Linked DNA regions of Homo sapiens: regions 2, 3, 4, 5, 6 and 7 are each linked to region 1. Evidence: chromatin loops called from intact Hi-C (ENCODE). Cell type or tissue: GM12878. All regions are shown on one strand.

Evidence for each region. A loop is a pair of places that touch in the nucleus more often than their neighbours do. Peaks named below come from ENCODE experiments on the same cell type or tissue, not always from the same donor. Only the 100,000 strongest peaks of a DNase experiment are listed, where the experiment ranks them.
Region 2: it touches region 1 in a loop (6-fold over the local background); 8 of 110 quality-filtered maps call a loop at or near these places.
Region 3: a loop joins it to region 1, with 4 times the contacts of the local background. A loop is called at or near these places in 6 of 110 quality-filtered maps.
Region 4: a loop joins it to region 1, with 14 times the contacts of the local background. A loop is called at or near these places in 20 of 110 quality-filtered maps.
Region 5: it touches region 1 in a loop (2.8-fold over the local background); 3 of 110 quality-filtered maps call a loop at or near these places.
Region 6: a loop joins it to region 1, with 10 times the contacts of the local background. A loop is called at or near these places in 54 of 110 quality-filtered maps.
Region 7: it touches region 1 in a loop (13-fold over the local background); 43 of 110 quality-filtered maps call a loop at or near these places.

What each region holds. Positions count from the first base shown.
Region 1 is chr6:87,927,786-87,931,785 of GRCh38, reverse strand. It overlaps LOC105377882 (a long non-coding RNA gene), which reads right to left and starts at 345. Exons shown (of 3, transcript XR_001744246.1): 1 at 143-345. In GM12878, a CTCF peak has its summit at 1,797 (motif pointing left); a DNase peak (open chromatin) is centred at 1,805; H3K27ac peaks cover 752 bases.
Region 2 is chr6:87,389,274-87,393,273 of GRCh38, reverse strand. No RefSeq gene overlaps it. Among named protein-coding and RNA genes, the nearest start is that of LINC01590, 5.8 kb to the left of the region's middle. In GM12878, CTCF peaks have their summits at 47 (motif pointing left) and 1,744; a DNase peak (open chromatin) is centred at 13.
Region 3 is chr6:88,759,503-88,763,502 of GRCh38, reverse strand. The region is part of intron 13 of RNGTT (RNA guanylyltransferase and 5'-phosphatase); the gene reads left to right. Among named protein-coding and RNA genes, the nearest start is that of RNGTT, 200 kb to the left of the region's middle. In GM12878, a CTCF peak has its summit at 1,577; DNase peaks (open chromatin) are centred at 1,642 and 3,209; H3K4me3 peaks cover 236 bases; H3K27ac peaks cover 3,401 bases.
Region 4 is chr6:88,235,799-88,239,798 of GRCh38, reverse strand. No RefSeq gene overlaps it. Among named protein-coding and RNA genes, the nearest start is that of CNR1, 71 kb to the right of the region's middle. In GM12878, a CTCF peak has its summit at 1,509 (motif pointing right); a DNase peak (open chromatin) is centred at 1,518.
Region 5 is chr6:87,755,213-87,759,212 of GRCh38, reverse strand. No RefSeq gene overlaps it. Among named protein-coding and RNA genes, the nearest start is that of AKIRIN2, 55 kb to the right of the region's middle. In GM12878, no CTCF peak of the experiment used is centred here; a DNase peak (open chromatin) is centred at 2,152; H3K27ac peaks cover 2,484 bases.
Region 6 is chr6:88,779,289-88,783,288 of GRCh38, reverse strand. All of the region lies in intron 12 of RNGTT (RNA guanylyltransferase and 5'-phosphatase), which reads left to right. Among named protein-coding and RNA genes, the nearest start is that of RNGTT, 180 kb to the left of the region's middle. In GM12878, a CTCF peak has its summit at 2,298 (motif pointing right); a DNase peak (open chromatin) is centred at 2,378.
Region 7 is chr6:88,490,686-88,494,685 of GRCh38, reverse strand. No RefSeq gene overlaps it. Among named protein-coding and RNA genes, the nearest start is that of CNR1, 330 kb to the right of the region's middle. In GM12878, a CTCF peak has its summit at 1,678 (motif pointing right); DNase peaks (open chromatin) are centred at 135, 745 and 1,388; H3K4me3 peaks cover 129 bases; H3K27ac peaks cover 1,620 bases.

The DNA of each region.
Region 1 (4,000 bases):
CTTAGAGGTGATCTTGTCAACATCCCACCCAACTCAGCCAATAAGCACATATTGAAATTGTGACCAAAAATTTGCCCATTTACACAAGAGGAAGAGAACCTATTTTCCCCAAACTAACATTCCATAGTTTCTTATTACTTACCCCAAGAGACTCCCACAATCTTTAGAATCAAAATGGTGCTTCCTTCTAGGGTAGATCTTTTGTTTTAGTTCTCTCTCTCTTTTATCTAACAGTTTCTCTCCAGTTGATAGGCCTTCATTTATTTGACAGTCAGTGATTAAGCCATTCTTTGTCTTTCTTTTCTCTAGAAAAGATACAGATTCTGTTCATCCTAAGTATGTACAGGGCCTTTAAAAATCACTCTTGTGGGCCGGGCGCAGTGGCTCACACCTGTAATCCCAGCACTTTGGGAGGCCAAGGTGGGTGGATCACCTGAAGTCAGGAGTTCGAGACCAGCCTGGCCAACATGGTGAAACCCTGTCTCTACTAAAAATGCAAAAAATTAGCTGGGTGTGGTGGTGCACCCCTGTAATCCCAACTGCTCAGGAGGTGGAGACAGGAGAATCGCTTGAACCCAGGAGGCGGAGGTTGCAGTGAGCCGAGATTGCACCATTGCAGTCCAGCCTGGGCGACAGAGTGAGACTTTGTCAAAAAAAAAAAAAAAAAAAAGCACTCTTGTGTATTCCTTTTCCCTAAGAGAGCCATATCTAAACTAGTCCAGATCTAAAACAATGCCAACATTTTCTGGGGGTAACTCACCAGGAATGAACACTTCTCAGTGCTAAAAAGCCTTTTCTATTTTCTTGCTCTAGGTAAAGCTCTTTTCCTCTTCTACTCTGGAAACAGGGAGTAACTGAGCATTGTTCTCTGTAAAAATAACCCTTCATATATTATATATATTCTTTTTTCAAAGTGGCTAAATTACCCTCAAAGTATTGCTTTCTATAAAAGCCCCACAGTATATCCAGCTAAAAGAGGAAGGTTAAATAGAATGTGTGAGCATAGTGATTATTTTAACAATTAGAAATTATTCTGATTTATAAATGCCCTTTCCTTATATATGGTTGCAAATGGTCCTTTTTTCCTTCATCTTCCTGTCTTAGCTTCCCCACCATCAAAACCATCATCCCAAAACCTAACTATTCTGCCTAGAGTGTTGATTATCAAGTTAAATTGTTGGTTTTTCCATATAACCTATCTCTCATCCTCCTACTGACTTCACTACAGTGGGTTGTTTGTTTTCCTGAAGACTGGGCCTTGTGCACCTTCGTGTACTTAAGCCATGCAAAGGGAAGAGAACCTACTCCATATATAGTCACTGGTTGGAAACACAAATGAACAGATGAATGAATCAGAAACACCTGCATACAACCTCTAGATTAGTCAAAAATGCCTAAATAACACCACTGGATTGTGTTCAACCCAACCAGATAATAACTATTTTAACAGCTACCAGTGTTAAGCTCCCCAACCAGGCTTGTTGCTTTACCTATGATATGTCCTTCAGCTTACAACCCCCCTGTGAGGTAAGGGGTTAAGGGAGAGGATTAGCAGAGGTTGAAAGACTGACTGTAATGTCCCCATCCTTTAGTGTCACCCTGATCTTGCCCTCCTCCCTGCCTCCCTGTCTTTAATCATTGAGGTCCTGCAGTCCATGAAGATTTCTGTAGTCCTCATGGGCAGCATTCAATCCGCCAACACTGAGGAAATCAGCCAGCTGGCCTTGCACGAAATCCTTCCTCTCCCATCTCTTTGTCCTGGGCCACAGGAGTGTGTAGTCTGGTTCCCATGTGCCACCTGCTGGTCTCCTGAGTCACTGCTTCCGAAGTGCCTGAGTAGTGCCGAGTAGTGGCTGAAGAAAGGGAAGGAGCGGCCTTTTCACAGCATGTGCACGAAGTGACCCAGATGCCTAGACTGGGGTGTGAATTAGTTCATTCTGACTGCACGTCAGCAGTGGAGACTAGGAACCTGAGGCACTGGGGAAAGAGGTCTCTGCCCAAAGCCATAATCTGTGTTTAGGAATTCTTAGTCAAAGCATTCTTTAGGCATGCAATCTGCCGAACATCCAAAAACAAATGTTTAAAACAGAAAACAAAAGTCTCTGTGCTCATATCATAATAAATACGTGTACAAGATGAATGGGTCAGATAAAACAAGAAAGGGTTATTCGGGTATTTGGTAAACCTATGGCAGTCTCTCTGGAATAAAATAAAGAGAGGAGGGAGGCAGGAAGAGAAGGAAGGAAGGAGAGAAAAATATACACCTTCACCAGAAAAATATTGCTTAATGTACATGTAATTATTCCTAAAAACTCTCCAGCTGAAAATGTTCAGGATTTCTTTTTTTTACTTGAACTAGCCTTTTGGAAATTTATACAAAATAATAAAAATCATTGATTACAAGCTTATTAAAAATTAGATGCAGTCACAGAGATATAAGGTGGGTGCTTATAGAGATAGCAGTATTGATTCGCTAGCAACAGCTCTTCGCTCATAGCTATGATCCAATGAGCTTCTCTGGTGGTTTCCCAAGGGTGAATTATGGCCTCAGTCAGTTGGGTTTCTGGGCAAACATTTACATGAATGATTCTGTACAGAGGCTCTCATGTCTCCTCCCATATATTCTTCATCTAGATCACTAAATAACACTTCTGAATTTCCAGAGACATGTACCTTTGCCTTCTGCTTTAAGAGGTCTTTATTTCAGCTGGGTGTGGTGGTTCATGTCTGTAATCCCAGCACTTTGGGAGGCTGAGGCGGGCGGATCACGAGGTCAGGAGATCGAGACAATCCTGGCCAACGTGGTGAAACCCTGTCTCTACTAAAAATACAAAAATTAGCTGGGCGTGGTGGCACATGCCTATAATCCCAGCTACTTGGGAGGCTGAGGCAGGAGAATCGCTTGAACCAGGAAGTCAGAGGTTGCAGTGAGCCCAGATCGTGCCACTGCACTCCAGCCTGGTGACAGAGCGAGACTCTGTCTCAAAAAAAAAAAAGTCTTTATTTCTCACACACGTTACCTTTGTGTAAAATAGTTTCCCTCCTAAATATCTTCCCCTGCTCTGTTTTCTTCAGCCTGAGGCTCAAAAATTTTTACACGGAAGCCATGTCAATGAATGATTACAGAATTCTTTTCATTTCTTCCTCAAAGGCCAGAAGAATACTGAGGAAGACAATCCCTCCCCATCGTCCTTTTGCCTGAGCTTCTGCTTAAATGCAGGTCTGAGCAAAGTTGAAAACCATGGGCCCTCAGGCAGAGACCTCATAAGCGCTGTATTTAAGGATCTGAACAGGAAATAAAGATTTTGACTTTTTTCTTGGCATTGTGCTTGGCCCTCTGGTTTCTCCTAAGGGCAAGCCCATTTCCTCTGTATCTCGGAGTCTGTTTTGTTTTGTTTTTTATATTATTTTTATTATTTTTTGGGACAGAGTCTTGCTCTATTTCCCAGGCTGGAGTGCAGTGGTGCGATCTCAGCTCACTGCAACCTCCGCCTCCTGGGTTCAAGGGGTTCTCATGCCTCAGCCTCCCAAGTAGCTGGAATTACAGGCTTGCACCACCATGCCCAGCTAATTTTTGTATTTTTAGTAGAGACGGGGTTTCACCATGTTCACCAGGCTGGTCTCGAACTCCTGACCTCAGATGAGCCACCCGCCTCAGCCTTCCAAAGTGCTGGGATTACAGGCCACTGCACCCAACCGGATTATCTGTTTTTAAAATGGGGCCAGAAATTTTGGAATCAGAATGTTAATAATATTATACAATGATGGTTAATATGCACTGAGTGATGACTATGTGCTAGACACTGTGCTAAACATTAACAATGGGTTGTCTCATTTAATGCTCATAAAACCCTATGAGATAGGTAAGAACTCTTATTATCCCCATGTTATGAGTAAGCATAGGTGAACTACAGTGGATTAAAGTACCTTGCTTATCGTCTCTTTAACATGAAATTCCTTCAACATAAGTAAACACCTATTATGTGCTAGCCAATAAACT
Region 2 (4,000 bases), 540 kb after region 1:
TATACAGACCACAGTGCCACTTTTCTTACATATATGTAAGGGAGCCACCTACTGTCAAAACAGGATATTACAGCTACAAATTCTCCCACTGCCCACCCCCAACTATACAACTGCATAAACTTAGCTGCAATAATTTAGATGAGAATTTTGCAGAATTCAAGAAACTGACGTAAAATAATTTTGGGGGTGGGAAGGAATAATCCACACTTCCCTGTGTCCTTTACAAGTTGGAAAATATTCATTAAGCACTTACCTGTTACGCATTGCAAGTCTCAAAGAGAATCCTGGTATGCTGGAATTAGTAAGGCAGTTTGTAGTAACAAATGCCCCTGCCAATTTCCTTCTTAGTATTTTTGGTAATGCTATTTCTTCCTGAACGTGTCTTTGCCTGTCTCAAGCTTACCTAGCCTGCAAACTCAGCTAAGTCTTACCTCCCCCATGAAGACTCTGCATATCTCCAGCCTGTTGCAGCCTCTCCTGCTTGGATCTCTGTTGCTTTGCTTCATCCCGGAGGCACACTCCTGTGGGCACTTCCTCATACATACACTGCTTCATGGTGATAGATAGCAATAGTTAGCATTTACCATATGTCAACACTGTTGGACCATTTTCCTTCTATTCACTTATTTAATTATCATATTAACTCAATGAGGTGATTACTGTTATAATCCCCATTTTTAAAAAGAAGAAACTGAGGCCTAGAGAGATTTAAAAAAAAACTTGCTCAAGGTCCTTAAGGTTATTAAACAGTAGTGTCAAGATTTAAACCCACGTATCTGCATTTCCAACTTACTTGTAAGCACTTGGTGGACGAGAACTATGTTCTAAAATTCTTTTGAAGTTCCCACATTGCCTAGCCTAGTGCTATGATCTTAGGGACTGATGTCCATAGTTTTACTACAGTTTACTAATTTTCCAGGAAATCAGAAGACCCGAGGAAGAAGGTAGTTTCCCCCCCATTAATCAGGCTGATAAAAAAGAAGTTTGGCAAGGTACTATAGCAATAATAGGGAACTTGTGTTAACCATGTACTATAAGCCTGGCACTGTGCTAAGCATTTTTATATATTATTTAATTCTTACAAGAAGCCTTTTCAGAGAAGTACTATTATATATATCTTATAGATGAGAACGCTAAACACAGAGAGGTGAAGTAACTTGCCTAAGGTCCCACAGATTCTAGCCTATGTCTAACCTATATGCTATCATCTTGCACCTACTGTGTAAGAATACTTATTTACAGCCGGGCACGGTGGCTCACGCCTGTAATCCCAGCACTTTGGGAGGCCGAGGTGGGCAGATCACCTGAGGTCAGGAGTTCGAGACCAGCCTGACCAACATGGAGAAACCCAGTCTTTACTAAAAATACAAAATTAGCCAGGCGTGGTGGTGCATGCCTGTAATCCCAGCTACTCAGGAGGCTGAGGCAGGAGAATCACCTGAAGCCGGGAGGTGGAGGTTGCGGTGAGCTGAGATCGCGCCATTGCACTCCAGCCTGGGCAACAAGAACAAAAGTCCGTCACAAACAAACAAACAAACAAACAGCTTATTTACAAGGGGATTTAGAAATTGCAGTGAATACACCATGAGGAAGATGGCCTTCTCTCATAGAACAATGACTCCTAATTTTGTAGGATTGGTACAGGAGGGCGAAGGTTCACAGAAGGATTGCATATTCTCAACTATTGATGTCTCTTTCCCTTGGGGATCTCATGAGTTACTGCTGCCATCACAGAACTGACCTCATGGGGGCAATGCTCCCAAACCCACAGCAACCCTGAGGCAAGGCTGGAACATTTACTAACGTCCAGGGTAATAGGACAAGTACATAACATAGAGCACCACAATCTGGTTACAAGATGTGGCTCGCTCTCCAAGGCTTGAACAAAATAAATTTTTTGACCCTCCTTCCTGCAGTGGCTCCATTCTTATGTTTGTGACAGAAGAGCAATCACCTGGCACCTTTCTCTTCAAAGTCAAGCCCCTAGAGAGCCGGGTGCAGGAGGAGGTGGAAGTTTCCAGTGGTGTGAGAATTTCTATTTCCTTTATCAAGGCCTGGAACTTGTACATATGATGGACATTGTAGATGACCACTCTCTTGGGTAGATGCCTTCCCCTTCAGCTACTAGCTCCAGGAATGAGACCTGCTCCTAAGCCTTGCTCCTTGCTATGGTCTGAATGTTTGCGTCTTCCCAAAATGCACATGTTGAAACCTAATCCCCAAGGTGATGGTTTTAGGAAGTAGGGTCTTTGGGAGATGATTAGGTCAGGACGGCTGAGCCTTCATGAATGGGATTGGTACCCTTATAAAAGAGACCCCAGGCTGGGCACAGTGGCTCACACTTGTAATCCCAGCACTTTGGGAGGCTGAGGCAGGGGGATCACTTGAGGTCAGGAGTTCAAGACCAGCCTGGCCAACATGGTGAAACCCTGTCTCTACTAAAAAATACAAAAATTAGCTGGACGTGGTGGTGGGTGCCTGTAGTCCCAGCTACTTGGGAGGCTGAGGCAGGAGAATCCCTTGAACCCAGGGGGTAGAGGTTGCAGTGAGCCGAGATCATGCCACTGCACTCCAGCCTGGGTGACAGAGTGAGACTCCATCTCCAAATAAATAAATAAAAGAGGCCCCAGAGCTGTCTTGCCCCTTCTACCATGTGAAGACACAGCAAGAAGAAGCCATCTATGAATCAGAAAGTGGGCCCTCATCAGACACCAAATCGGTGCCTCGATCTTAAACTTCTCCAGAACTGTAAGAAATACATTTCTGTTCTTTATAAGCTACTCAGTTTATGTTACTTTGTTATAGCAGCTGAAACAGATTAAGACATACCTCAAATGGACACCATAATGTCTAACTAGTCCATATAACATATTTACATGTACAATAATAGGTACAAGTAATAGCTGTCCGCAAACCAACTCCTTTGGTCAGGGTATCGAGAGATGAAAGGAATCACTGCACCCAGATGTCTAAGAGTTCAAAAGAAGCCAATAAGATGAAGGGGCTCTCACTAGGCGCTCATCCTGACAATGCCATATGCATGTGCACATGGGCCTGTGAGTGTGGATGAGAAAGGTGGTACACGCATTTTTGTTTCAAGATACTGCCTTTTGGGGTGCTAGTGACTGGGAGATCACTGGGAAGACTGCATGTGGAGACAAAGTGGAGGACAGTGCCTTCGGGATCACTTCTGCTGGTGCTGCCTCCAAACCTGTCTGCCTACTGGTGCCAAGAGCCTGACTACCTTGCGGAGACCCAGACCCATGCTTGTAGGAGCTCAAAGGCTATTCACTGATGTATATTAAGTGCTTGATTGATGTTTTTATTTTTATTTTAAAAAATAAACTATTTCTTTATCAGGCAACAATGCTTTACCTAGAAATTTCTTTTCTGGAGCTTGCCTTGGGTATCAGTTTGGTCTTTGCCCTCTACTGAACCCTCAGCTCAGCTAGCCTTAAAATATAAAGATTCTTACATGCTCCAGCAATTTCTTCTGATATGGCACACACCAAAAGTAGAAGACATTGTAGGGTCAGTGGTCATTGGTGAGAAGAGATGAAACAGTTTGTTCCACTTGAAAAATATTTCCTTTCTGATCACTTAAATGTGCCAATCATAAACATGGATATCAGTGATATCTCCAAATAGAGTAACATTCCATAAACCAGCCCCTGCCTGTTTCTGTATGGCTTGCAAGCTAAGGATGATTTTTTAAAATTATTAAATAGTTAAACAAAATTGAAAGAACAATAATATTTTATGAAATGTGAAAGTTACATGAAATCCAAATTTCAAAATCTATAATAAAGTTTTATTGGAACACAGTCATGCTCCTTCCTGTATGTATCATCTCAGGCTGCCTTTGCTCTATAATGGCAGAATTGAGTAGTTTTGACAAAGACTGTGTGGCCCACAAACCCTAAAATACTTCCTATTTGTCCTTTACAGAAAAAGTTTGCCGACCCCTGACATAGTGTAACAGACTCTCTTATGTTGATGC
Region 3 (4,000 bases), 830 kb before region 1:
TGGATGTTGAGATTGTAAGTTGGTGCAGCCAGTGTGGCAAACAGTTACATAGTTCCTCAAAATGTTTAAGATAGACTTACCATGTGACTCAGCAATTCCACTCTCAAGTATATACCCAAGAGAAATGAAAACATATGCCCACACAAAACTTGTACGTAAATCTTCTTATCAGCATTATTCATAATAGCCAAAGGGTGGAAACAACCCCAAATATTTATCAACTGACACATGGATAAATACGCAAACAAAATAACTCTTCCACCAGGCACAGTGCCTCACTCCTGTAGTCCCAGCACTTTGAGATGTCTGAGGTGGGCATAGTGCTTGAGTCCAGGAGTTTGAGACCAGCCTGGGCAACCTGGTGAAACCCCATTTCTAACAAGAAATACAAAAAAAAAAAAAAAAAAAAAAAAAAGCTGGCCATGATGGCACATGCCTGTAGTCCCAGCTACTTGGAGGCTAAGGTGGGAGGAACACCTGAGCCTGGGGAGGTTGGGGCTACAGTGAGCTGTGGTGGGGCCACTGCACTCCAGCCTGAGTGACAGAGTGAGACCCTTCCTTAAAAAAAAGGAAAAAGAAAATACCTTTCATTTAGACGACTGTAGTGGATCCTCTTAAGCAAAGAGACTCTGGATATTATGCCAGCTGGATTTCAATTCAAGCTCTGCCACTCTTTACTCAGGTTCTCTCTCTGTTGCTTGTGTTTCTGTAACTTCATTATGTGGATAATAGTGCCTACCTCGTGTGGGACTTTAATGACATAATACATGTAAGTCCTTTAAACTACTGCATGTTACATAATAAATACTAAATATATATTTACTATTTTTTAAAAAGACCACTGTCTCTGTAGATTCTACTGTGGCAGAGAGCAGAAAAGCAGTATGCTGTGGCTGCAAGATATACTATTGGTCATTCTAGGCAAAGGCAGATGTCTTCTGATAGTACCACAGATTGGTACAGAGAAAAAAGTATTTGCCAACTTGTATATAAGATTTTAGAGGCTACATTGATTGGTTTCGTTAAAGACAGCACATCTGAAATGGCAGCTGCACTTGGTTTAACATGATTAAATTTATGATAATCAAAAATCATTCTAAATCTCTGATGGTGGTACTAATTTTTGTATTTCCCTTGGAGATATGTTACTGCTTTTGGTTTATTTCCCTGGTAGGGAAGGCTGGTTGAAGGGGCTTTTATTTGGCCTTTCCTAGCATAATGACCCTTATTCCGTGGGTCAGACAGCCAATGTGGAAATTCGTTTTCCAAGTATTTCTCTTCCAGTTATACATCCAGTAACTGGAAAATAACCGCAGGTTGTATTTGTGGACATACCGTCACACTTAGATTTAAACTTGAGCCAGTAATCCATTTATCACCTGATTACCCTAAGCTCTCCATTTAACTTACGGACTGCAGTGGCATTTTGGGTTCCTGGCAATTCGTGTCTGTTTAAAGTAAGTGTCTGGTAATCCCCTAGTGGTCTGGGTGTTCTTTCTTTTGGATTATAATTTTTTTATTAGATTTTTCTTTTGAAAGAAAGAACATCCGTACCACTAGGGGGTTACCAGACACTTACTTTAAACAGACACGACCACTAGGGGATTACCCATCGGGGATTACCAGAACAATCACTTTAGCAAATGCTGCTCATCCTTTGAAAAACTGTTGGAAGATTTACAGCAAGGGTCAGCACTTTTTTTCTATGAAAGGCCAGATAGTCAATATTTTAGGGTTTGTTGCCTATGTATCTCAACTACTCAAGTCTACCATTGTGGTGCTAAATCAAAGCTAGACAATATGTGTATGAGTGAGCATGACTGTGTCACAGTGAAACTTTATTTACAAAAACAGGTGTGAGGCCAGATGTGGCCTGTAGACTATAGTTTGCCAACTGTGGATTTACAGTACTGTACATGGTTGTAGTAGTATTGCAATACCTTCTTTAAGGGGATCTGGCCTCCCACTTGTATTGGGAGGCTTAGGTATTTTTGTTGTTGTTTGTTTGTTTTGAGATAGAGACTTACTCTGTTGCCCAGGCTGGAGTGCAGTGGTGCAATCTCAGCTCACTGTACCGTCCACCTCCCGGGTTCAAGCGATTCTCCTGCTTCAGCCTCCAGAGTAGCTGGGATTACAGGTGCCTGCCACCATGCTGGGCTGATTTTTTATAATTTTAATAGGGGTGGGGTTTCACAGTGTTGGCCAGGCTGGTCGCAAACTCCTGACCTCAAGTGATCCACGTGCCTCGGCCTCCCAAAGTGCTGGGATTACAGGTGTGAGCCAACATGCCTGGCCAGAAGGTTCTGGTTTGTTAACCAGGTAAGGTCTGCACATTTAAAACTGAGAAATGCTAGCTTCCTAGCAAGCAGAATGGAATATATAGAATTGACTGCATGGTCTCCTTTACTTCCTATCGGAAAAGTCTTTTTACTCTGCTGACTAGAGTGTATGTGTGTGTGTGTGTGTGTGTGTGTGTGTGTGTGTATTTCTTTTGCTTCAATTCATTAAAAAAAAAAATAGAATGAGCTGGGTTTGGAAGCTGAGGCAGGAGGATTGCTTGAGCCCTAGGAGTTTGAATCCAGCCTGTGCAATACAGCAAGATCTCATCTCTGGGAAAAAAAAAAAAAAATCGTTTTCTCATGCTTATTTGAATTAGTGTTACTCTTTTTGAGAAGGAAATTGTGGTGGTAAAATATTTTTCTGAATGTTGAAGAACTGTTCTTATATAAGGAAGGATTAAGTATGGGGGAAAAAGTCTTACTACTTTGCTGAGCAGCATTTTTCTGTTTTCTACCCTCTGCCTCTTTCACAAAATGAAATGTTTAATTCTTTCATTTATATTTTATTTAAAAATTATTTTAAAGAAATAGACATAAAACACTAATGTAATCACTATTATTATAGTATGCTTAATGACTAAGCTATTTGGTATGTAGCTGGTTGTATTTTTTTATGTATAATATAGCTATTTTTATTATTTAGCAAATGACCCATAGTAACTGCTTTCTTATTTGAAAATATTCTCATCACCCAAACATATTTTAAGACAAATGCTTCGTTGGCTTTCAGTCTTTGAATGGTTACTACTGTTAACATTCTTGATTATGTTTTACTTCCAGTGTGCCTAGGAGAGGCAAGGAGGAGCTGTGACTGAACTCTTTTCAGTTCCTTTGCCTGGTTATCTCTTGGGTATTAGTAACTCTTGTTTCCTCTGTTATTTCATCCTTCCTGCATTCAGCAGAAAATCTTTCCCAGGCCGCTTACCAAAAACCAACATCATAATCAAAGTGTCTACAAGTAACTAGTAGGAGAAAAGGAGCATGTGGCTTTAAAACATCTACTTATGACCTCACTGGAGTCAAATTACTTATTTTTACTTGTTAATTTACTAAATAGAAGTATATATCACCTTTGTTTTATAATTTGATTCTTTGGAATTTAATTTTCATATTCATTTTAACACTATTCTTTACATTAGTACCTTTCGCTTATGTGATTTTTCTCAATTAATATATATTTTCATTAATTGCAATTTCTCTAAGTTACCTTTTATGTTATAAAAAGCTTGTTACCTGGTGGATATTATATAGATTAAATATTAGTTAAATTCCTACTTTGAATCACATTGAAGTTGGTGGGGGGGAAAATGAAGTAACTTAGGAACATAGGATTTGAATGCAGACCCTCATGAGAGATGAGATGGGAAGAACTGCAAACAAATCTTGAACTCCTTTTTTATTAGGTTTGTTTTTTGCTGTAATTATGGTTGTGAAACGCCAAACTACTTTAGAAGTGTTGTAGGATTGAGCAAATGGGTACTGATGTTGGGAGTCAGGGTTCTCAGTGAGGAAGGAGAAAGATACAAATATGAAATGGAGGAAGGCAGTGAAGAACTCTGTGAGATGGATTAGAATTTTTAAAATATTTGAATATATATGTTCACATGTATGTGCATGTATATGAATACATATACATGATTGTGTTTGTGTATGTAATATGT
Region 4 (4,000 bases), 310 kb before region 1:
AGGCATATGTCACCACACCTGGCTAATTTCCATATTTTTAGTAGAGATGGGGTTTCATGTTGGCCAGGATGGTCTCGAACTGCTGACCTCAAGTGATCCGCCCACCTTGGCCTCCCAAAGTGCTGGGATGACAGGTGTGAGCCAGTGAGTCTGACCATTGGCATCTATTTTAATTAGTGATGCCTACACTACACTTGTTATTAAATATTTTGAATAACATCTTTATTTATATGTGCTGCAAATACTTTCTTCCAGTTGGTGCTTATCTCTTCACTCCCCTGTTTGGTGTCTTTCTAGGAAAAGAAGTTCTTAATTTTAATGGAGTCAAACTTATGAATCTTTTCCTATTAGGGTTGCATATTTTTTGTAACTTGGTGAAGAAATCTTTTCATACACTGAAATTTCAAAATTTCATAAACATTTTATCCTGTATTTTTTCCAAAATTTTTAAAGTTTTGTCGTTCACATGAAAGTCCTTGGTTCATTTGGAATTTATTTTTCTCTATGTTGTGAGGTAGAGATATGTTTTCAACTTTTTCTCTGTACAGCTGCTCCTTAACTTATGATGGGGTTACATCCAAATAAACCCATTGTAAGTGGAAAATATTGAAAGTGAAAAATGCATTTAGTACCCTGATAAACCCATCATAAAGCTGAAAAAAGCCAGGGACCATCTGTAGTTAACAGATGGTTCTAGCCCTATCCTCAAAGACGTCCAAGTTGCACCTAACTCCCCTTCTCCCTGCATTAGCTTTCTTTCTACCAATGTTCAGAAGGGCCCTGCCCACTGTCTCTATCGCTATTTCCGACTGATGTTGCTACAGCCTTTAGTGCTCATTTCCATTGATTTATTTTCATTTTCACCCTGCTTCTCTCCTATCTATACTACTTACTTCTGGGCTCACATCTAAAGATCTACCTTTTAGAGACATTGGCCACTGGTCAGGAAATTCCTCCTTTTACTATGCAGTGTTTTTGTAATATTTAGGCCTTTGGTTCTTGAATTGGTCATTTATCTCTAAGCATCCAGGAACTTTTCATTTACATTCTTCTCTCTCCTGACTGCTTTTGGAAGGCTGGTCTCCAGAAAGTGGTGGTGTCATTATGGTCTCCTGCAAGATTTGAAGGAGAGACCTAACACATAATCCAACACCCCTGCTCTTCTGAGTGATTGACAGGATACAAATGGGCCTGAAGAGGCGAGCATTCTTTTCACTGTGACCCCCTAAGTATCTGCCACCAACTGAGAGATGGCAGGCCCAGCAGCAGATGCCAAGATCCAGTGACTGTGGCCAGGTGATGTAGCATAGTAGACAAGAGTACTGATTTGTTTATGGCAAGTGAAGTTTACTTCCCAAATTAGGTAGATAGTGACAATGTAACTTCTTCCTGAAATGGTCAGTATCTCCTATCCTGGCCAATTTACTATCTAGAAAGATCAGAGCTGGCCAGCAGGTAAAGGACTAATCTTCTGGGCAGAGGCTGATGAGTGGAATGTTCTCAGCAAAACCAGTAGGAGGCAGCCAGTCCTAGGGGATCCAGCTGAAAGCCTCAAGAGACAGCCTTCATCAGAAGGCAGGACAAAATGCCACAGGAGTTTGACCACAGACTACAAGAAGTCAGTTTTCTTCAAGGGACAAGGCAGCAGGGATCTAGGACTATATCTCAGAGACAGGAGTCTCTTCCCCAGAAAACGTGAGAAACAAGTCAAAGTTGAGCAGCTAGCTGTGCCTGCTAATCAACTCCTTCCATGAGAAATGAAAGTTCTCATGGCTTCTCTCTCCTGCTAGCTCACATGTTGTTGCATATTTTCTAGAAACATATGTTGCCCCTATGAGATTCACATTTATGTAGTGGTTTCCTCATAAGAGTAAAAGAACACAATTATAAAAACAGCTCCCTCTGGTACTTTACTCATGTACTCTGCCCCCACTCCCACAAAAAGCCAAGATCAGAAGGATTAAATGGTTTCAATTGCTCTGGAAATGATTACACTGACCAAATTATTTAAGTTTCACGATCTAAGCTTCAAGACTTGCCCAGAACACATACTCTGATTGATATTATACAACGATTTATTTTATCATGTGTTAATTCAACAATCCTTTAATGGGCGTCTTTCCCATGCTAAACAATGTACCAGGACTTGAAAAGGAAGACAAACATTGGGTGTACGAAATGGGAGCAAAAAGTCTTCCCAACACTGGTCATTTAGGGGTTGTACAGCATTTGAAGAAACAAAGGCAATTTTTATGTGACAGGGGAACTCCCTCAGAGCCACAGGAAGACTGATAAAATAAAAAAAATCTCTTTACTCTCTGTGGGCTACTATATATAAAAGGTTGTCAGGCCAACTTTATAAAACTCAAAGACCCACAAAAGCTGCATTACAGAGTCATGAATTCATTTTTGAAAATGCTAAGATGAACAGATAAACCAGTGAATTATACGAAAGTCACTTACTGTTATACATAACATTATAAAGAGGAGAATTTCTTTTCTAAATCTTTGAATGACTTGCAGAGTATAGCCACCAGCCCTCTGCACGTGGAATTGTGCTGCACCTTGAGAATGTTTGTTCAAATAGAGGCAGGACAAAATGTGAACTTCACAGGTAGCCGTGAAATGCTCTCCCTTTCCCAGCACACTATCTGCTTCATCCCCAGCTCTCACTTTTACTGGCTAGAGTGTTTAACATTGTTCAAGAAAAAGTGCTCTCTTATTTGTAAGACATAATGTACTACTGACCGAATGGTCCTGCTTTTTAAAGACAAAGTACTTGTCTGTTTGAACATGTTTAGTTTTGGATGCATGCCATTCAATATTCAGCTTGGAGTTAATAAGTGTTGGGGCACAGTGTCCGTGACTGAACATTTACATAATGGATATTATGTCCTTTTGGCTCAGTAATCATCTAATAACTTAATATTAAATAATGATTTCCAGGCTGCTGAGCACATGGTGAGTATCCATCCTTCATATTCAGGGCTTAATATTCTCCTAGCTTTTTTCCACGCTTGAGACCCAATAATATGCCTCATGGGACAATAAAACATCAGGATTGACATAGTGCATTGAAGAGACAAATGTTCACGGAGTAATTGTGCAGCTCTTGTACACTGATAGAAGAAGAATCTTGCCTTCTTATTATGGCTTCTTCTAAACTATCAAAACATTACCCAAAAAAGCCCCTCTTCCTGCTGTTATGTCTTATATTATTATTGGTCCCGTCAGAGGGTGACATTCTTGTGAGACTAATAATAATAACTATTTTTAATAGTTAATGACTAGTCCACATTTGTAAAATAAATTGTCTTTAAGAGGACATTGTTACAGTTGTAGAAAGTGGTTGACCCAATAGCCAATGTTTATAAAACATCTTGAAAATGAAGGCCACCACACAGGCAATAATCCAAAGGATGTTGGTATTCTTTTTCCAGCTTGTGAACATTGCACATAGGAGTTTAGAGTCAAAATTCTTCCAGGATACCTTTCCTACCGACTTGTCATTGGTCTAGTACCACTATATATGTAGGAGGTAAGTAGAGGCCATGGAATATGTTGGGGAAGAAGAAAAATGAAGGGCCAAATAAATTAAAAATGGGGATATATGTGCTGTAGATAAACCTTCCCTAACAATTTTGCCAGGGCACACCTTATATTTTAATTTTCTTTCATAATTTATTTTTGTTAACATAAAAATAGAGTCATCTTCCAGATTAAGGGAAGGTTGGAAGGAAAAATATATCACTTTATAATCAAAAGGTCTCAGAGTCACTATCTTAACCCAGTGATTAGTCTTTGTATGACTGATGGTGAGACATGAGATGGTGTCTGCATCTTGTGGTGATGCAACGTGAAGGTCACTGCTCTAAAGTAAAGCTTGATCTAACTTTAAGTTTATGAGAAATACATGGGATAGAAGAACAAATTAAATGAGATCATGAAGAAATGGTAAGGCAAATCCAGGAGGTGGGACATCCTACAGGATAAGTGGCTT
Region 5 (4,000 bases), 170 kb after region 1:
AGAGACGGGTTTCACCATGTTGGCCAGGATGGTCTCGATCTCTTGACCTCATGATCTGCCTGCCTTGGCCTCCCAAAGTGCTGGGATTACAGGCGTGAGCCACCATGCCCCGCCGATTATGTTCATTGTTACTATGTGCTTGACACAGTAAAATGGCAAGCCTAATTTAGGTTAATGTCCTTTTTAGCAAGGAACAGCTATATGGAAATTCATTAGGTGGAAGATGATGTCTTTAGGAGGACTGTCATTCTAGAAGTTGGCTACTGGGGAGCCCTTCCTTTCAAAAACTAAGATATATCCTTTATCAATACTCAGGAAACTATAGCTCAGCTTTTCTCAGATACATTTAATTATTTTATTTTATTTTATTTTATTTTATTTTATTTTATTTTATTTTATTTTATTTTATTTTTTGAGACGGAGTCTTGCTCTGTCACCCAGGCTGGAGTGCAGTGGTGCGATCTCCACTCATTGCAACCTCTGCCTCCTGGGTTCAAGCAATTCTCCTGCCTCAGCCTCCCAAGTAGCTGGGATTACACTTCCACCCGGTGGCTCACGCCTGTAATCCTAGCACTTTGGGAGTCCAAGGCAGGCAGACTCCCACCACCACACCTGGCTAATTTTTGCATTTTTAGTAGAGACAAATTTCACCATGTTGGCCATGCTGGTCTCGAACCTCAGATTATCTACCCACTTCAGCCTCCCAAAGTGCTGGGATTACTGCACCCAGCCTTTTTTTTTTTTTTTTTGAGACAGAGTCTGGCTCTGTCGCCCAGGCTGGAGTGCAGTAGCACGATCTCAGCTCACTGCAGTCTCTGCCTCCCAGATTCAAGCAATTCTCTTGCCTCAGCCTCCCAAGTAGCTGGGATTACAGGCATGTGCCACCATGCCCAGCTTATTTTTTTGTATTTTTAGTAGAGATGGGGTTTCACCATGTTGGCCAGGCTGGTTTCTAACTCCTGACCTCAGGTGATCCGCCTGCCTTGGACTCCCAAAGTGCTAGGATTACAGGCGTGAGCCACCGGGCAGAAGTGTATGTTCAAACAAATACATCTTCAGAGTTAACAAAAGAAATATAAGCATGAATTTGCTCATAAATATTTCCCATTTCCTGACCTTCCTATAATTTGGCTTTCACTTAGGTTTTTAATTCTAATACAGAGAGTGCCAGGCACATAGGAAGCAAACAAAAATATATTGAAATGAATGATGTCATCCATGTTGAGCCAAACATATTATGTATATAATTAATAATAGCATGAGTTAAATTAATAAGACAGAGAAATGGTCAAAAAAAAAAAATACCATGGCTGGTCACAGTGGCTCACCTGTAATACCAGCACTTTGGGAGGCTGAGACGGGCGGATCACTCAAGGCCAAGAGTTTGAGACCAGCCTGGCCAATATGGCAAAACCCCATCTCTACTAAAAATACAAAAATTAGCCAGGTACAGTAGCACACGCCTGTAATCCCAACTACTAGGGAAGCTGAGGCAGGAGAATCATTTGAACCTGGGAAGCGGAGGTTGCAGTGAGCTGAGATCACACCACCACACTCCAGCTCAGGTGACAGAGTGCAAAACAAAAACAAAAACAAAAAAGGCCGGGCGTGGTGGCTCACTCGTATAATGCCAGCACTTTGGGAGGCAGAGGCTGGCAGATCATCCGAGGTCAGGAGTTTGAGACCAGCCTGGCCAACATGGCAAAACTCTGTCTCTACTTAAAATACAAAAATTAGCTGGGGCATGGTGGCACACACCTGTAATCCCAGCTACTCGGAAGGCTGAGGCAGGAGAATCACTTGAACCCAGGAGGCAGAGGTTGCAGTGAGCCGAGATCACACCACTTGCACTCCAGCCTGGGCGACAAGAGTGAAACTCCGACTCAGGAAAAAAAAAAAAACAGCATCATAAGCACAGCTCATTCCTAAAGGAAAAGATCACCCCTAATTTGAAAAGGTTTCTGGGCTCATTATCTTACTTTTCTTAGCTCATCATACATGTGCAATGTTTGGCCACCCTGTACATTAATCAGCTCTTACAACATCCCTGTGAAATAAGTAGATGAGGAGTATCATTAGCTCCATGTGGCAGATGGGGCAAACCAAACATGTGGAAATTAAATGACTCACCTAAAGCCACCCAGAAGCCAATGGAGGAAGTGAGATTAGAACCCACAAGCTTCTGCTTTCTGTGCAACCAACCCACAGTCCCCCATTGTGAAGCTGAGCTTGCTCCCAGATTGCCACCTGAGACGCTGGTCCTACTTAGTCACTAATGAGCAACATCCTTGCTCTGGGTGCCAGGGTGGAGAGAGAAGGCACCCGAGCCATGTTTCCTATCCTCAGAGAAAGAAAAATATCCAAACATCTTTAAACTTAAGTTTATTTTTCCCTTCTCAGTACGTAGATAAATAGTAAGTAATTTGAGAAGAAGCTTTATCTTAAAGAAAAATAAGAGATTCAAAGGACAATTGCAATGGGCCTTTTTCAGATTAAAGGGATCTAAAACATTTCTGTTCAATGAGCTTGAAATGAAGTTCAAATTCAGTTCATAAGCTTATCTCCAAATTTCATTTTTTAAAGTACCTCAAACATAAACTCCCACTCAACTCGATCAAAAGCCTCTCCTGCTTCAAGAGACAGAGCAACAATCAGCCCCCTTGTTCATTTAGCCAAGTCAGTGTTCTTAATCAGCATAAAAAACAACAGGAGCCAACGGGTGGTTTTTTAATAAAAAGTGGTTTGATGAGGCTCCAGGCTGGTGGCAGCATTCTCAGCCCAGAAAAATATGAGTCGGGTCCTCAAACACGCAAACAGGCCCAAGAACAGGGACCCACTCCAATAGCCGATATTTATTCAAGCCTCAAACCCTCTATTATGTACTAACTTCCACCTCATCTCCCTGCTTCTCCCTGCTCAGCATTCCACATTTCCCACCCTCGTTTGGATCAAGGTTCAGTGCCCCCTTTCTCACTCCCAAAAATATGTCATTTGGAATTTTCTTCCCTTCCCTTCCCTCTCAGCAATTTGGTGCTAAAGCCTTTAGGTGGGGCAGAGCAGGATAACATCTGTGACTAATGAGGGAAGCCACCGTGGTCCAGAGCTGGGTGTTGGAGCCCCAGCAGGGTGAGAAAAGTGTCTGCACAGGAGGGCTGCTTGCTGTGTGGTGTCAGAGACTGAACAGGATAGGACAGTGTTCCTGCAGGGGCAGCCTGGCTTGGGGTGGCAGAATCCCAGTGGAGTGAAGAGGGTGTCCCCATGGAAGGGTGGCTGGGTATAAAGTTTCAGAGTCCAGGTAGAGTGGGAGGACATTCCCAGGATAAGAGCACAGAAGGAGAATAGGACACTAGTTACAAAGAGGAGATTAGTCAAATAAGTAACTTATTAAGGATAATGAAAGCCAGGTTTCCCATTGTTGGAGGAGGGAGTCACAAATATTGAAACAGAAATCTGGAATGAACCCTGTAGTTGTCCAGTTGAAATTGGAAGTATCTAAATGATGTTATGGTCTTCAATATATTTATATAGATATAGGAATAAATATAGCAATGTGTGCATGCATACATACATACATATTGTAGAAGGTAGAATAGTAGACCCCCAAAGATTCCTGTATCCTAATTTCCAAAACCTGTGAACATGTTACCTTACATGGCAAAAGGGACTTTGCAGGTAAGATTAAGTCAAGAACCTTGAGATAAGGTTATCCTGGATTATCTGGGTGGGTCCAATATAATAACAAGAGTCCTTATAAGAGGGAGGCAGAGGGCGGGCACTGTGGCTTACACCTATGATCCCAGCACTTTGGGAGGCCGAGATGGGAGAATCGCTTGAGCCTAGGAGTTTGAGACCATCCTGGACAACATGGTGAAACCCCATCCCTACTAAAAATACAAAAATTAGCCTTGCATGGTGGCGCACGCCTATAGTCCCAGCTACTAGGGAAGCTGTGCTGGGAGGATCACCTGAGCCTGGGAGGTAGAGGCTGCAATGAGCTGTG
Region 6 (4,000 bases), 850 kb before region 1:
CTTATTTTTGCTTAGTACAGTGCTCTCCAGCTCCATCCACGTTACCACAAATGGCATAAATTACTTTTCTGGGGGTAAGGCTGAATAATATTCTGTTATATGTACACCACGTTTTCTTTAACCATTCATCCATCGCAGGGCATTTAAGTTGCTTCCATATCTTCGCTATTGTGCATAAAGCTGCAGTGAATGGGAGAGAGCAGATATCTCTTCATGATCCTGTTTTCAATACTTCCAGATACATACTCAGAGGTGGGATTGCTGAATCATAGGGTGGTTCTGTCTTTAATTTTTTGAGGAACCTCAATACTGTTTTCACTAATGGGCTGTACCAATTTACATTCTCACCGAAGTATACAAGGGTTCACTTTTCTCCATATCCTTGACAACACTTGTTATTTCTTGCCTTTTTGATAATAGGCATCCTCGTAAATGTGAAGTGCTGTCTTATTGAGGTTTTGATTTGCATTTCCCTGCTGATTAGAAATGCTGAGCAGCTTTTCAATAGGTCTGTTGGCCATCTACGTTTCTTATTTTGAGAAGTGTCTATTCAGGGCCCTTACCCATTTTTAACAGGTTATTTGTATTTTTAATATTGAGTTGTATGATTTTATATATTGGATATTAACCCCTGTGGATGTATAGTTTGAAGATTATTTTTTCTCATTTCATAGGTGACCTTTCACTTTGTTCATTGTTTCTTTTGCTGTGCAGAAGGTTTTTAGTTTGATATAGTCCCACTTGTCTATTTTTGCTTCTGTTGCCTGTGCTTTTGGTGTTATATCCAGAAAATAGTTGCCAAGACCAGTGTCAAGAAGTTTTTCTTTGTTTACTTCTAGGAGTTTTACAGTTTCCACTTTTGTGTTTAAATGTTTAATCCATTTGAGTTGATTTTTGTGTATGGTGTGCACCTTTTTGTCTTTCCATTCACCCCGTACAATGTGGTAGTTAGTATATATTTTGGAATCTGGAATAAAATACTTGGGTTCAAATATCTTTTCTACCAATTTCTTTATGACTCTGTTTTGTGATCCATGAGAAAAGGGTACTATGTTAGATTGAACTACCTCATGGAGCTATTTTGAGAATAAAGTGATTTAAGAACACTCAAACCAGTAACTGGTGAAAAGTGAAAAACTCAGTCGATGTTAGCCCTTAGAAGTTATTGCTGCCTTAATTATTCTGTGTAAAGGGCATAGTAGGGGATAAAACTAGAGAGGATGAATAAGGCTAGGTAAGTGGGCACGGGGAGGTGGTCTTTGGTTGTTAGGTTGAGAAGCTTGTATTATTTTCAGTAAACCATCTAACCAGATGGATTCAGGATCAGTTGTATTTGATAGGGCCTGTTGATAATAGGGATAACAGTTAGGTTGATCACAATAGCCTGGGTGAAAAAGTAATAGAGATAATTGGTGGAATATGGAATTGGTAGAGATCGCATCAAAGATGATTCGAGAGTTTTGAACCTTTCTGGTTAGGAGCATTATGTTAATCAGAAATGGAAATCAGAATGGAGATGAACTAGTTTTTTGTTTAAGAATATAAATGATTCAGTTTTAGATTTAAAACTTTAGGCTGCCTTTAGGGTACTAATGAATAAGCCAGTGCCTGGCATACTTTTATTTGGGAGAAAGTTAGGACAAAAGATGAAGATTTGGGAGTAATTTTCATTGTAAGTGTATTTGGAGTCTTAGAGGAGTGGATGCTGTATAATGTGTAACAGTGAAAAGACAAATAATAGATTCTTGAAGAATGTGCGTTCATAATTGATTCCATTGTTTTACTGTCTCTAGTAGCATTACTGTCTAGGATTTCTAAAGTTTTCTTTAAAAATAAATGCTGTAATAAAACTAATATTATAGTAAGGACAGGGATCTTTCTTAGCTTCAGATGTGATCTTTGTGAAGAAGGCATTATGTCTCAGGTTTTACTGTAGAACCTGGTGATAACTACTCACATTTTACTAGTGGAAATAATAGAATAACATAAGCCTGCAAGGTGTTTTTAGATATCTCTGGTCTAGATATCCTGTTTTAGGCAAGCAAAATGCTATTATTGCATTTTTACAAATGAGATAGATAAAGCCCACTTTGAACTTGCTTAAAATAATTACGTTAGTAGAGGCAAAGAGGGACTAAATACGTTGCTCCTTTGCCGTTACTAATGCTAGCTTCATTTACATCAGGTTTTCTCAGCCTTGGCACCATTGACATTTTGGGCTAGAATTCTTTGTTGTGGGCAGCTGCCCTGTGCTTTGTAGGATGTTTAGTAGCATATCTAGCCTTTAACCACTAGATGGCAGTAGCACCCCCTCCCCACCTCTTGTTCAACCAAAAATGTCTCCACGCATTGCCAAATATCCCTTGGAGGCAAAATCTCCCCTAGTTGAGAACCAGTGCTTTACACCACAAATATATATCATGTATACCTCCAGTTAGCTTCCTGTCCACCTTAGTTTTACAGACTTCTCTTTGGCATATGGCCATCTTCTACCTCTAAGCCAGGTTCTGTTCTCATCTGGTCAACACTTTCTTAAGCATCTTATTTTGCTGCCTGACGTTTACATTTATTATGTTTTTGACTTTACAATGGCAATGGATATCTTGGGTTATATTGGTAATTACGTTTACACCTAACATATCCCCAGTTTTTTTTTGACAGCTCACCTCATACAATCAGATTTATTTCTATAAACTAAGTATTGTATTTATCAGTTAACTATAGCTCTGATAATTATTTTAACCTAGATACATGCTGGTAAATTGAATTATATTACTCTGACTATACACGAGAACATGTAGAATGGTGTTTTTATATCCTTGTTTATAGTTCAGCAAGATTCTGTATTTCAAGTTTGATAAATCATAAATATTTATTTCTAAAAGGCTTATTCAGTTTCTGTATTTGTAATATATTTGCTCTTATTATTTTGGGGATCATGAAAAAGGGATTATTTGGTAGTGATTTATATAATCTTTCATAAATATTGTTAGCTTATTTCATAATCTCAGATATTTCATTTTTAAATTAAGTGTACCTGAGACAGATATTTTTGTAGTAAGTTTTGAAATTCTGTATTTTTAATTATTTTATTAAAGTATTTGAGCATTTTACTAGGTGTTTTGTAGGCACAAAATTGATGTGATTTTTTCTGAAGTAGAATTACATTCTAATGGGTATTTCAATATATTTTACTCATAGAATCTGTGTCATTGTTGAATCTACATTCAATAACTGGGAGCTACAGTATTCTTAAAATACCATTTTCTAGATTAATTAATTAATTTATTTATTTGAGACAGAGTCTCACCCTATTGCCCAGGCTGGCGTGCAGTGGTGTGATCTTGACTCACTGCAACCTCTGCCTTTCAGGTTCAAGCAATTTTCCTGCCTTGGCCCCCCCAGGTGGCTGGGACTACAAACATGCACCACCATGCCTAGCTAATTTTTGCATTTTTAGTAGAGATGGTGTTTCATCATGTTGGCCAGGCTGGTCTTGAACTCCTGACCTCAGGTGATCTGCCCGCCTTGGCTTCTCAAAGTGCTGGGATTACAGACGTGAGCCACTGCACCTGGCCCCATTTTCTAAAATTTTATAATCATTAATTTTCATAAAGGTGCTTTGAAATTCCTAATAATATCAAGTCTAGTATTCCAAATTAATATGAATGATTTGATGTGCAATGAGATGAGGAGTTACTTAAGTTTCTGAATTATTGCTGTGTAAAAACAGAAGAGTTGATACATGTTGTTTTCTTATTAGACAAAATTGAGTCTTGATTTCCAGGCAAGAGAATGTGAATGATATTTAATATCTGTTATATAAATAAAATTACATATTAAAGCTTTTTAGAATTTATCATTAGGTACCTATTAGGAGATATTTTAAAACTATACCATCATTCAACTTTTCTAGATTTAATAACTTAGATTGATATTGGTTTCTAAGTGTTCTTGTAGTCACTTACTATAAACAAGTAGGAAACGGAACTAAAGGATG
Region 7 (4,000 bases), 560 kb before region 1:
CAAGCCAGGCTCTCTCTCTCTCTTTGCACTTATTTTTCCCACTGCTTAGGATGCTCTTTCCCCAGATATTTGGGTAAATATTTTCCTTATTTTCTTCTGGATTTAGCTCAAATTTCAGCATATCAGGATGTCCTTCCCCAGCCACCTATTTAAAATTTAACCCCCTGTTCTGCCACATACTTTCTGTTCCTCTTTCCTGTTTTTTTCTTTTTAACTCCCCACTAATACTGTATAGTTTACTTACTTATAATGTTGATCATTTCCTCTCTTAAAATATAAGTTTCACAGGGGCAAGAATTTTCATCTGTTTTGTGTCCTCAGCACTTAGAAGAGTGTTTGGCATATAGTAATTTTTGTTGAATAATTGAATATACATAATAGAGAGGGAGAACTGAAGATACATATATATATAGAGAGAGGGAGAGAGAGAGAAGCAGGGGGTGATATCAGGAGGAAGGTCCTTGAGAATGAGAGATAACCAGCTTTTAGGGGAGCAGGGACACTTCTTCATTGGAGTAAGAGATAAAAGGGGTGCCTGGGCAGTTTCGTCTATACCAGGGCTTCTCAGCCTTGGCACTATTGACATTCTGGGCTAGATAGTCCTTTGTAGTTGGGGGCTGTCTGTTGTAGGATATTTAGCAGCATGCCTGGCTAAGATATCCCAGTAGTAGCCACCTCCTCCAGTTGTGACAATCAAAAATGTCTCTAGACATTGCTGGATGTCCCCTGGGGAGAACAATTTCCCTTGGTTGAGAACCACTGGTTTCTTTATTTAGACTGTGAAGGGGGACTTTTTAGTGATGACTCTTATTCCCTCAATTACGTATAAGATGCGGTCTTCAGATGAGAGTTTGGGGGGAAGGAGTAAGAGGTTTGAAGAAAGAGAAGCTATGTAGTGGTGGCCTCAGAGTGGGAAAAGGCAATGGTGAATAAGAAATAGGCTTGCCTCCTTCCTGGCCCTGAGGAACATGAAGTGGGGTGAAAAATAGCCTCTTTGTCAGAGGGCTGCAGGGGAGGCATGCTTGGTGGACAACCATTCAGAAATTAGGTTTCTGATCACAGACTAAGAGTTTTACAGAGCTCAGGGAAAACATTGGGGAGGGAGGGGTGTTGGATGGGATTAGGCTTGTTCAGTATAGTGTGGGGGCTGAGAGATCCATATAACTGCTAATGGGAAGCCTTGGGTTTCTGAAGGGGACTGATATACAGTAGGCTGGGACTAGTCCTGAGAGCCTGATGGAAGGTTGGGAAGCTATCAGATCAGTGTCATAGTCCTGAGTACTTTACTTGAATGTGCAGTAAGCCTCCTGGAGGAGAGGTGGCCAGCCCTTCCATGCTTTCATTACTAATGAGGATGGAATTATTGTTTCTGTTTCCATTTCAAATCGGTCACTGCTAGTCTAGGGAAAAGCTTCACAGTTTTGTATATTTATCTTATCTTTAGCCTCTTTGCCAAATTCTCTTATTAATTCTAATAGTTTTAATGAAGTTTATTAGTTTTTTAGTTAAGCAATTATACCATCTGTAAATAAGTTTCACACTTTTAATGTGACCAATACCAACTGAGGCCCACTGTATAAAACTCATTCCTGAGACCCTTTTCAGCCCCCCAGCTTAGTCTCCCGTTCATGGTTAAAGCAGTTATTCTGTTCAGCCACTGGATGGCAGTGACTCAGCATATCTGTGATACTTGGTTGGTTTGTAGGTTTGTGGAGATATTAGCTGCGCAAACTTTATTCCCAATAGAAAAAAAAAATCTATTTCTAGCAAATTCAAAAAAATTTAGAACCAGTCAACTTTCAGCTAGCTGTAAATATGTATCTACAGATTATCTTATATCAAAGCAACACAAATGAGTTCTTGCTCATTAAAAGGCCTTTCTGTTCTTATGGTTCTTTAGCAAGTCCAATAACTTTAAGGATCATTTACAGTGGGAAAGATCTTTATATTTCAGGAATTCCTTCTTCATAAGCTGGGCTTAATTTTGGGAGATCGTCTTCAGCTTTGTCCTTTGAATATTTGAGATTATCTCCTTTTTAAACTGAAAATGATATCAATCTTATGAAATCTAGCTCTGTTTTTCTATTTCTTCTGTTTCATTTGATAGTTTGACTCAAAAAGAAATGGTACATATCAAGACAAGCTGTCTCTCCAAGACCTGATTTTCTAATATCATCTTGAAAAACTTCATGTGAAGTCGTCCCGAAATGGTTTACTTCTCTATTTGCCAGCCTTGCTTTGAACTCAGTGGAATGAGTCATTAACCTTAGCCCTCCTGGGAAACAACAAGCCAGGAGTATCACTGGATTCTTATGATCAAATTATCCCAAACAACATATAAAATTTATATTATCAGAAAAGAGTAGGAATAAATACAGTTTTCTCTATACAAACAACTACATTGTTTGGTACAATGAAAGCACAGAATTTGTGTCCTAAATTTCTCTTACTCTATAACAGGAGTCAGCAAACTTTTTCTGTAAAGGGACAGACAATAAATATTTTAGGATTTGTGCGTCATATGGTCTTTGTAACGACTATTCAACTTTGCTGCTATAGTGCATAAATAACCCCAGACAATACATAAATGAATGAGCAGAGCTGTCTTCCAATAAACCTTTATTTACAAAAACAGGCTGTGGGCCAGATTGGGCCTGTGGGTCGTGGTTTTCCAAACCCTGCTTTATAGTAAAGTTGTTCAATGGAACTCTGAGGATGTGTGGGACTTAAGTGAACAGGGTCAGAGAACAGGTCCACAGCCAGTGAAATCAGAGAATGGATCCGGGGGTACATCAGGACCCACAGAGTAGGTGTTTGTGGAAGACAGCCCATGTTTCAACTTAGAGAAGTGACTATAAAAATGGAACTAAAACCTAAGAGCAGGAAGGCAAGAGACAGGGGCATGGTGCTGTTTTAGATTCCCTATCTGATTTCCTTGTAGCTGTGAGAATCGCATTGCTAATTATAGTGTCTTGAAACTATTTTCAACCCCACTCTTTCCCTGGGAGTAATGGATTATGCATAGTACAAAAAAGTGCATTTTGTCCAGGCAATGTTTCCCGAGGGACACTCCCCAAAGAAACTACCACCAGAGAATTTGAGTGTGACAGTTTCTTCTCATTAGAGATTCCTAAAAGCCTGGGAATAATCTGTTGTTTACAGTCTCTGCTAACCTTTTCACTACATTGAGGGATCCTAATGGGCTTCTGCCTTTCTTCTTTGGGTAGAAGGAGAAAGAGAAGGATGTATTAGCCTCTGACACAAAGAGACAAAGGAAGGGTCAGAGGCAAGGGGAGCCAGCATACGGTTCCATGGCTCTCTGGAGTATGGGGCAGCGATTGCCTGGCTTCCTCACTTTTGCATCTCTAGGCCCTGGGGCAATGCTGGCACATAGTATGTGCTGAATACTGCTTATAGAATGAATGAATGAGCTGGTTCTCAATGGATAAAGAACAGAGTTAATTGGATCATCCATTTGCTTCTTATGTTCTACAGTACAGAGTGAGAAAGAAGGACTTAAGATCAATGATTATACAGGAATTCACTCTCAAAGAATTTTGGGGTCCAGGCCATATCCTTCCTGTAACATACAGACTTCCCTCTCCACTTAGCCCATTAGGAACCCTCTGTTCTTGGAAACCGCTCAGCACTGATTACTCATCCGGCTCTTTTGTGTACTATGCAAGTGTTCAGTTTAGCTTACTTTTTTTTGAAGCTAGGTCCAAGGGGGACAGAGTTGAATAAAACAGTCTCCCCCCTCAAGGAACTCATGGTATGACACGCCTATATTATGTATCTATGTCTTTTCTCCCCTGTGAAGATTATAAACCCCATGATGTAAGGTACCCCTTCTTTTGAATCTGTCCAGTTACTACTGTGGGGCGGAGGATTCAGCTTAATGAATATTTGCTGAGTGTACAACATATGTACTTATCAGGCCATCTCCTTGGCACAGCTCTTAACCAAACTGAGTATTTTAAAATGGCCCACTCAAGCTGGG